Regions from separate parts of the Homo sapiens genome. Here all the other regions are linked to region 1. A link is a loop called in an ENCODE intact Hi-C map of the cell type or tissue named here. Cell type or tissue: mammary epithelial cell. All regions are shown on one strand. Region 1 has its middle 57 kb from the start of IRAK1BP1. Region 2 overlaps MEI4 (meiotic double-stranded break formation protein 4). Region 3 has its middle 100 kb from the start of MIR10524. Region 4 overlaps LOC105377864.

Evidence for each region. A loop is a pair of places that touch in the nucleus more often than their neighbours do. Peaks named below come from ENCODE experiments on the same cell type or tissue, not always from the same donor. Only the 100,000 strongest peaks of a DNase experiment are listed, where the experiment ranks them.
Region 2: it touches region 1 in a loop (17-fold over the local background); 10 of 110 quality-filtered maps call a loop at or near these places.
Region 3: it touches region 1 in a loop (14-fold over the local background); 9 of 110 quality-filtered maps call a loop at or near these places.
Region 4: it touches region 1 in a loop (15-fold over the local background); 4 of 110 quality-filtered maps call a loop at or near these places.

Annotation. Positions count from the first base shown.
Region 1 is chr6:78,809,122-78,811,621 of GRCh38, reverse strand. No RefSeq gene overlaps it. Among named protein-coding and RNA genes, the nearest start is that of IRAK1BP1, 57 kb to the left of the region's middle. In mammary epithelial cell, a CTCF peak has its summit at 1,259; DNase peaks (open chromatin) are centred at 681 and 1,281; H3K27ac peaks cover 1,679 bases.
Region 2 is chr6:77,739,207-77,741,706 of GRCh38, reverse strand. The region is part of intron 2 of MEI4 (meiotic double-stranded break formation protein 4); the gene reads right to left. Among named protein-coding and RNA genes, the nearest start is that of MEI4, 87 kb to the right of the region's middle. In mammary epithelial cell, a CTCF peak has its summit at 1,118 (motif pointing left); no DNase peak of the experiment used is centred here.
Region 3 is chr6:78,435,198-78,437,697 of GRCh38, reverse strand. No RefSeq gene overlaps it. Among named protein-coding and RNA genes, the nearest start is that of MIR10524, 100 kb to the left of the region's middle. In mammary epithelial cell, a CTCF peak has its summit at 1,169 (motif pointing left); no DNase peak of the experiment used is centred here.
Region 4 is chr6:77,465,152-77,467,651 of GRCh38, reverse strand. All of the region lies in intron 5 of LOC105377864, which reads right to left. Among named protein-coding and RNA genes, the nearest start is that of HTR1B, 2.9 kb to the right of the region's middle. RefSeq lists enhancers at 1,112-1,171, 1,382-1,431. In mammary epithelial cell, a CTCF peak has its summit at 1,499; DNase peaks (open chromatin) are centred at 331 and 1,481; H3K4me3 peaks cover 1,166 bases; H3K27ac peaks cover 350 bases.

The sequences.
Region 1 (2,500 bases):
AGTGGGCTGAAGAAAAGCTTTTATGTTTTGCGCTTATGTAGATTTTGTGTTGTGGTGGACCTTTTTAGATAGAGTAGATGGTGGTGGGCTAAAGTGCTGATGTAGGTAAGTTTGGACGTCTCTATGCATGTGCTGAGGACTTCTAAACTGGAGGTATTAAGGGTGAAAGAAACCACTCCTCTAGTCTGCAAATGCTAAGGTCCTCTTTTATGCCTTAACAGATTCAGTAGCAGTTTACTCATGCTCATGTCTAGCAACTCCAAAGATGGTCCTGGGAAAAGCTTTCACCCTGACTTACAGTATAGCTAACCATTACTTAGAAGCTTAGGTTGTGTATTTTTAATGTGGGAAAACAAGAAGGAATCTGAGTTTTCATAGTAAAACATCTACTACTCATAAACCTGTGTGGTATACAAATCATGTTGCTCTCGTCTATTAATATATAGAAGGAAAGTGTATTAGTTACACGGATTAGTGTTGTTATTATAATGCTGCATAATAAACAAAACATCTCTGTAGTATACAACAATAAGCATTTATTCAGCTTATACTCTGGAGTTCCCCTAGTCCAGTCGTGGCATGACAGGGCTTGCTCATGTATCTGTCAGCTAGGCAGCTCTGCTGTTCTTGGCTGGACTTGCTTCCATGATTGTGTGCCAGCAGGCTGTTGGTTGATCTAGTCATTCTTGCAACATTGGATGACTTGGTTTCACTCCATGTGTCTTATGTCCTCCAGTAGGCCAAACTGGACATGTTTTCATGACAATGGCCGTGGGCAATAGGTAGGCAGAGACATATAAATAAAATTTCAGGCTTCTGCTTGCATCACATCTGATAACATTTATTGGCTTGAGCAAGTTGCAAAACCAGCCCAGAACAGGAGAGCTTTCCAAATTCCAAAGGTAAGGAGGTGGACCCTGCCTTTTTAGGGGGAAGAACTGCAAAGGCATGTGGCAAAAAACATGGGTAAAGAGAGGAAGGAAGGATTGGAGTCATTTATAGCTTCCATTTACCATAGTCTGTCAAAAACTCTGCTAAGACTTGATGTTTAGATTACAGTGATATACTAAGTTTTTGTTCCTTTATATCATTAAATGAAGCCGAATCACCAGAAAAATCTGACACCTATATATCAGTTTTTAATGTATTGTCTCTCAGCTCCAACTACCATTCTGTGCACTGCTTTGTGAAACTGGAGCTGAACCTGGTAAAGATTTCTCTTTCTCCAGCTGGCTTGATGCTAAGCTTTATCAACAGAGGGTGCTAGAGGGACATTGTTGAGGGGATGATGGCAGGAGGGTGCTTCCCTTCCAGGTTCCAGTCCTCATTCCTTGTTATTCATTGTGAAAGTCAGTAGATCAGTGTGCAGATGGCCTAGTGGAGCTGATCATCAAGACCAACTCCTCCCTCTCACCTAGGGGCTGTTTTACTGGCAGTTCTGTACACACACTTAGGGAGCTGTCTTCCTACCTAGCTGGACCACTTTTATATTTCAGGTCAGATCTGTTCCCTCTGTTGTTTCTTCCCCTCTGACAGAAAGTGGTAGCCCTACCCTCTTCAAAATTCTTGGTTCTTCATTTCCTGTACCCCTTCAGCCTAATAATTTTTTTTCCGTAAGTGCTATTTCTGAATCTCTTAGAGCAGGGGTTGGTAAACTATGATTAGTGGACAAAATAAGGGGATATCATTCTATACTTATCAAACTAGCTAAATATTCAGACTTATGACAACACACTTATGGGAAGGTTGTGGGGAAGCAAATATCCTAATAAAATGCTAGAAGTATACTATCTTTTGGGAGGTCACTATAAAATATATAACATGTAATTATATATACAATATGCAATAAAACACTTAAAATGTGCATATTCTTCTTAACTCAGCAATTTAAAAAATAATTAAAAGGATGTGTAAAGACTGATGTAGATTGGAGGCAAGATGGCTAACTAGATGCAGCTAGAAGGAACATCTGTCGCTGAGGGACTGGAACATTAAGACTGGCACACTCCTAACAGATCTTCAGAGGAAAGGCATTGAGAGTGGATGGAGGGAAGATGCAGATGCTAGGCTGAAAAAGGAGGAATCTGGGAGCCCTGCATGGGGCTACAGGGACTCATTCCTGGCATTCAATGACTACTGGGAAAGGAGTGAGTTGAGCAGGCAAAGAGCAACCTGTTTGCCTGCTCAGGACAGTTGAGTTGGAAGGGAGAGCTTTATAGAGAAGTGGTAAGGTCACAACTCCAGCTGGCGTGAAGACCAGAGGGTTTGGTGCAGGAGCATCTGTAGTGGAGCATAGCCAGGGGCGCCCATTTCCCTAGGCTTGACTTGCTCCTCTAGGAGACGTTAGTGCTAGGGGAAGTGTAAGACCTGAACTTTGCAGGATGATCTTGCCCATGAGATTGGGCCAGTACAACCTGAGTACCCCTTGGTACACTGGCCTCCCCTGGGGCCCCAGCTTGGCTGTGCCTGCTTGCATTGTAGCCTTGGGTACCCAAGGGGG
Region 2 (2,500 bases), 1.1 Mb after region 1:
ACCAGCATGGCACATGTGTACATATGTAACTAACCTGCACATTGTGCACATGTACCCTAAAACTTAAATTAAAAATAAAAATTAAAATTAAAAAACACACAGAATGATGTTGGATCAAACATCTGGATACTTCATGACCCATCAAGTGGACATATAAAATTAACTGTCATAACATATGTATCTGAATCTGTCCTTCCCTAGTCCCTTCCACTACTTTAATCCACATCATTATGATCTCTTGAACTGATTACCACAATTATCTCACCTAGCTGATTACTGCCTTCTGGTTCTGTTCTCCTCTAGGCCACACTCTAGACCAATCAGAGAGTCACCCTTCTAAAATACTACTTTGATAACAGAAATTCTCTCCTTAAAATCTCCCACAGGCTACCCATACCTTACAGGACAGAGTTCTCCATGTTCCTCAGTTTTGCCCAGAAAGCCTTTCACTGTGTGGCCCCTTCGTCCTTCTCCAGCCTTCCCTCTACTCTTATCGTTATTTACATGCAAGCAACTTTAAATTCCTGACAGTTCACCAAAACATGCCATGCTAATTAACATAACTGCACAGGTTTTTTCCCATCTGGTGTGTTTCTTATACCATAATCCAGATGTGTACTGATTCTTCAAACCCTGCTTCAAATTTTCTGTGAAACCATCCCTGCTCTCTCCAGACAAAAAAAGTATCTCCCCTGTCTATGCTATCTTGTACCTTACATATAATTATATTACTGTACTCATTAACCTGTTTTAAGGGTTTTAGTGACTCCCTATTGTAAAGACGAGGTTCTTCAGGGTAGACACAGAGTTTATTTTGTGGGTATTTCTGTTGTTTGATGCCTGCTCTCCTACATAATTGGTGGTCTGAATTCATATTATATATATATTTTTTTCAAAATATATATGTTCAACATTATTTATAAATATATAAATATGTGTGTGTCTATACAGATAAAGGTTGAGATCAAATAAAATCTCTTCAAATGCACTTGAAATAACATCACAGGTATACACAATTTGTTAGTACCATCTATGATTTCCTAGCATTAATAATAATCACTCACATATACTGATGCCTTAAATTCGACTACTTAAAAGCAATGTTTATGCCACCTGGTGGTCAAACAGGAAATGCTATTTTAAAATATTTCATAATTCATATTGTGATATGAGTGTTTCAGTTTAAAGCAATTGACTTCTGCCTCTAGAAGGATATATTTTATCACATTGCAAAGCATTTTTGAGAAATGGTGACAAAGAAAAGGCTTCAATTGCAGTAATAGTGGGAGACTTCAGCACCCCACTGACAGTATTAGACAGATCATTAAAGCAAAAAATTAACAAAGATATTGAGGACCCAACTCATCACTGGATCAAATGGACCTGATAGACATCTACAGAACTCTCTACCTCAAAACAACAGAATGTACATTCTTCTCATCCTCATGTGCCACCACATGGCACATACTCTAAAATCGATCACATAATCAAACATAAAAAACTCCTCAGCAAATGCAGAAGAACTGAAATCATAACAGCCATTCTCTCAGACGACAGTGTAATTAAAATAGAATTCAAGAATAAGAAAATAACTCAAAACCATACAGTTACATAAAAAGTGAATAACCTGCTCCTGAATGACTTTGGGGTAAATAATGCAATTAAGGTAGAAATCAATAAATTGTTTGAAACTAATGAGAACAAAGATACAACATAACAGGATCTCTGGGACACAGCTAAGGCAGGGTTAGGAGGAAAAATTATAGCATTAAACATCCACATCAGAAAGTTAGAAAGATCTCAATTTAATAACCTAACATCAAAACTAACAGAATTAGAGAACCAAGAGCCAAGCAATCCCAAAGCTAGCAGAAGACAAGAAATAATCAAAATCAAAGCTGAACTAAAAGACATTGAGACACAAAAAAATTCAAAAGATCAACAAATCCAGGAGTTGGTTTTCCTATTTTTTTTTTTAATTCTAAGTTCTGGGATACATGTGCAGAACGTGCAGGTTTGTTACATAGGTATACACGTGCCATAGTGGTTTGCTGTACCTATCAACCCATCATCTAGGTTTCAAGCATGCATTAAGTATTTGTCCTAATGGTGTCCCTCCCCTTGCTCCCCACCCCCTGACAGGCCCAGTGTGTGATGTTCCCCTCCCTGTGTCCACAGGTTCTCATTGTTCAACTTCCACTTATGAGTGAGAACATGCAGTGCTTGGTTTTCTGTTCTGTATTAGTCTGGTGAGAATGACAGCTTCCAGGTTCATCCATGTCCCTGCAAAGGACATGAACTCATTCTATTCTATGGCTGCATAGTATTCCATGGTGTGTATGTGCCAACAAGCAATGGGGACAGGATTCCCTATTTAATAAATAGTGCTGGGAAAACTGATTAGCCATATGCAGAAAACTGAAACTGGACCTCTTCCTTAAACCTAACACAAAAAATTAACTCAAGATGGGTTAAAGACTTAAAGGTAAAACTCAAAACC
Region 3 (2,500 bases), 370 kb after region 1:
AAAAGTAGTAACAGCCTGGGAGGGGAAAGAGGGGAGAAAGCGAGAGAGAGAGAAACATGTTCCATCTATAGATTAAGATGCATTTAAAGAACTCTCTGAATATCTTCAGTACTTTAGAGAAGAGTTTATCTTGTTTAGAAGATTGTTTGATTGAATCACCTTTTAAGGAAAATTGTTTTGTGTAAAATATTTCCAACATGTAATACTGAATACCATTAACCCACAACCATCAATTGCTTGTTATACTTCATTTGGCTTCTCCGTTTTATTACCCAATATAATTGACTTAATCTTTATTTGTCTAATAAAAGGTACTCCTCCTTGGAGTCTTTAGGCTAATTTTAATGGCTACAGACCTGTTTTACTCATTAGAGACTGTAAAATACTTCTATTAATTTATTTACTACTTATTAAAATACCAAATCATAGCACAATTTGCCTTTTATGATTGAAATTCCATCACCTTTAGCTGAATTTTTAACATCAATGAACTGTGATTAGTCTGTTCTTATTGATGTTTGCACTCCCAGATTAGCTGCAATGTCCAAAACTGGGGAAAATTTAGCTAGGATCATGAGTGGATTGGCCTGGCTGTATTTTCTTCCTAAATTTCCTCAAGGTATGTATCATTGTGGACAATGGTCTTTTTCGTAATGGGCCACAGTGGATCATTCATTATTTGCACCACCAGGAATGGTGAGAAGGTGCAGTAGCAATTTCCTACAATGGTGACATGACAGTCAAAAATACCTCAAGTTGTCTAAAGAAGCGTCAAAATATTTCTCCCTAAATTCTGCGATTAGAATTAATTTCAATAACCTTCAATAGATTAACATATAAAATTAAAGTTTTGTTTAAGTTCAATTAAACTTTTTTCTGGGTGTTCTATGATTAATATAGATGGAAATAATTTATTTGGGCTGTTTGCCATACTTTCTTAAATTCAAAGTTTGTTTTAATCTCATATATTAAAAATACATGGAAAAATAAGAGTGCATGTCTTTTCTGAGTGAGACTTATTATATATAAGCCAAATGATAAATATATCCTGAAATCATCCATTACACAACTGCAAAGTAGGTTACTTCCTCTCCATTGGTAGAGGAAAATTTATAGCCATTTCTGTTCTCTCTAGGTCAGTGCTTCTGAGCCATGGGTGATTTTGCACCACCCAGTGGTCAATTGACAATTTCTGAAGACATTTTTGGTCTTTGTAAATAGGGGTGAGATGGTGCTGGCATTCAAGGAATAAAAACCAGAGATGGTGCTGAACATTCTGTAAGGCACAAGAAAGCCCTCAGCAAAATACCATTAGTGCTGAAGTTGAAAAATCCTTGTCTAGGTTCTTCAGCATTGTGTTGGGCAGATTGAAGACCTCTGAACTACTGAAGGCTGTTCGTAAGCTCCATTGGTTAAGTAGATGTTAGTGTATTGAACTAATGTACCAACTAACAGGCGTGGAATTTAACAAGTTTGCAATGTGATATATGGAGGGAGGAGAGTTAGCAGTTAGCATGTTTTCATTATCTGTGCTACAGTAGATGGTCCCCTGCAGCCAGCTAATAGTCACAGAAGATTTCAAGATAGAGAAAACCATGCAAAGTGGTAGAGATGATATTGAAGTCTGGGTCTGTTTAGACTTAAGGCTATGTACTTTGGACCGTCTTGTTGCTATAGTCTGTTCTTAGATATTTTTATTTATGGGTGTTTCTTGCATATGAACTGAAAATTTTTCCTGAAACTTATTTTCTCTCATATTTAAATATATGTATTTAAATGTACAAGTCAAGATTAACAGCTGTTCTGTTAATTTGTTCAAGCTCACTGCCAAATCTTATGCTACACATATGTGGGAAAGAATATATAAAAATATTGTAACAGAACTAAACATAACAGTGCTTTTTTAAAGATAAAAATGTTAAAATGGTTTCAAACAAGCAAATGAGAATAGCATCAGGTTATTTCTGCTCTCTCTTCTGAGAACAACTATGCCGTAAGTGGGGAAGACATAAGAAGCTTCCAAATACTAATTCAAAATCAAGTCTGACTTTCTGCTTAGAGTTACGCTGACTTCTACTCTGTGTTTTGACAGCTGAGTATCTTGACTCTAAAATCTAATTTTTTTTTAATTGGAAGTATCCTTGATTCCTAAGCTCAATTCCTCTAATGCTAGAACCCTGTGTGTTTGTGTATATTCATTACAGACCTTTTTCCTGACTGGATTTACATGCTACAGTCTTATATGCTGCTTTGGTTTCAGCATATTTGCTCTCATCTTTTTCTATCCTTGTAAAGTTTATATTTGCATTACAAGCAAAATTTTTATATTTGTATCTTCAGTGGCCTTTCCTTGGAATAACAATCCTTTATACTACTCTTCTGCTCTAAATACTTTTGGTATATCATGCACAAACACTTTTCCTATTCATAGTCTACTTTGACTATTTTGCCAGTAGAATATTTACCAAATGTGATCACGTACTGTGTCACAGAAAGCATC
Region 4 (2,500 bases), 1.3 Mb after region 1:
GTGAAAATATATATATATATGCTGGCCATAGATGGAGGAAGCAGAATTTGAAAGAAGCAGCAAGACAGGCCTCCACACCAGATTTCTCAAGCAGTGGGATGGTGAGTGCGGGGTTGTATTTTCCTGTATCAAAGGAGAAAAGTGACAGGCGCATGAGTGTTCTAACGTTTTTCTTTCAGCAAAGCAAAGATAAAATCAGGACTTTCTTTGCTCCTGGGCCTGGACCTCTTTCAATAGTTACTCTCTGGATGGAAGACTCTAGGGATGCTGAAAGCAAGACTCAGTCGCCGCAGGCAAGAGAGCTGGCTAGGGCTGACTAAGGTTAGCTGACTGCCAGCTTACATAGAGTTGAGTTGCAATAAATTCCGTGAGATATCTCTTGTGGTTGCTGTAGGCAGAGTATGCTTCCCTTGACAGTGTCCAGTCTGGTTAGCGCTGCGCTTTAAACTTCCCAGCCTGCGCCTCGAATTTGGTGCTGCAGCTGTAGAACTACATCTTCCTAGCATGGGAGAGGGTTCCTCGAGGATTCATTTTTCTTTGGTTCCTCCGCAGCCAGCTCACCGCTAGGATCTGGTTTTGTGTCGGTTCACTGACTTCATTTCAGTTCCAGAGTTATTCTCCACTTACTCAGCTTCTGCCAAACGTACACGTGCGTGGAATTGATAATAAGGGAACCACATTAATTCGCAGTTTTAGTGCCCGGTGTTCATACGGGAGCTTATTTCTACTCAACTAAGTTTTGCTGCGCTCAGGTAATCCATCTCCACCCTTTCCCTTCCGCTACTGATTCCCTCTCTGCTCCTCCCCTGTCAGGTGAATTTCCCCCAAAACTTGCCTGGAGGTTCCTTCTAGCGCCGCTGGGGACTGCAGAGCTGGCACTTGGACCTTACCCAGCGACCCCTACTCCGAAGGGGTGACCCAGGCACAGGCGACTTTACAGGGTCTCTTTCTCTCTTGGGTGTTTCACACACATGCGCCTCTGTGCAAACACCTATGTTTTATGTGTTTTAAAGTGAGAAAGGAATACTTGAAATGCGGAAGTCAGGTTAAGGAAATGGGGTTCTTCACTGAACTCTGCCAACATCCGGTCAATATGATGGCGGTGTGTGTTTAAGCAGCTCTTTACCAAAGAGGGTAAAATCAAACTGCCTACAAGGGGCGGATTCCTCTGGGAGTCTGGGACTCTGCGAAGCAGTGGAGGCATGGCTGGAGAAAGCCACAGGTCCCCAAACCGCTAAAGCCAAAAACCGTGTGGGGAACAAATTTTGCTTTGTTTTTTCTCCGTCCCATGCTCCCGAGCAGAAATTAAAAGAGGAAAGGTCGCATGGAGCTGGTTACATTCCTGTCGGCCTTCCCCCGCTTCCCATCCCTTTAACACTTGTCTCTAATCGTTTCCAGTTCTCCTAGGATAACGGGAAAATTGTTTCCTGGCACCCCGCACTCCCACAGGACACACCCGCAATCGCACACACTTTTGATCCGTCCTGGCCAATGCCCCCACCTAGCGGTTTAAACTCGCCGGCTTTGCTTCCCTCTTCTATGGTTTCTAAGTGAGCGCTGCAGTTGACAAAAATAATTGTTTATCTAGGTGGATGGGGTGGGAGAATGGGAAGGATCCCTTAAAATGTGGTGAAAATGAGGCTTAAGGTTGGTGGCAAAATGCTAGGTGCTAGGACTGGAGGAGAAAAAGAGAGAAGGCTGTGCTTTTATCCTCAGGGTGGCTGCTGCAGCCCAGACCGCATCTAGAGGACGTCCTTGAAGAGCTGCCACCTTAGTTAAAGGAGTACCCTCACTCTCAATGCATGCATGTGTGTATGTGTGTTTTTCTTCAAAACACTTAACACTACAGAAAAGTATAAGTATTAATTATTTACTTGTTCATGTAGTTATTGTCTGTCTCTTCTAGAATGTAAACTGCTGGAAAAGAGGGTCTGAGTCTACTCCCACTGGCCTCCATACCTCGGATGCCTAGAAAAATACTCAGCATAGAGTAGGCACTCTATTTTTTGCCTGCTTGCCTGGTTTAGAGAACCGGGAATTAAGGGAACTTGGGTTTGTGCTTTATTGCCTTGGGTAAAAAGCTCTTCTTTCAAAGGATCTCAATTACTCTTCCTCTAAAACTGGGTGGAGGGATCAGATCAGATAGCCTTAGGTTCTGACACAGAATGATTCTCTTTAAAATATATGTGCGCTTAAACAGATGAATTCATTTACAATGCAGTTTTTATTAGATACACTCTAGGTGCCAAACATGGATCTAGGCTCTAGGAATTCGTAGTGGGGATCATTTAATCCTTCGAGCTGAAAATACCTTGTCCTTTCCTGGAGCTTTTCTTCATACTTTCTGATTTGCATCTCTACCCTACATTTGTTTCTGTTGAGGTCAGAGGAGAAACTGAGGACAGGGGATCCGTCCCTGGTCATGAGACCTAGGTACTGGTATTGCATGCTGCAGCTTATGGCTGACATTCCCACATATTAGTTGAAGGCAAAGGAGACA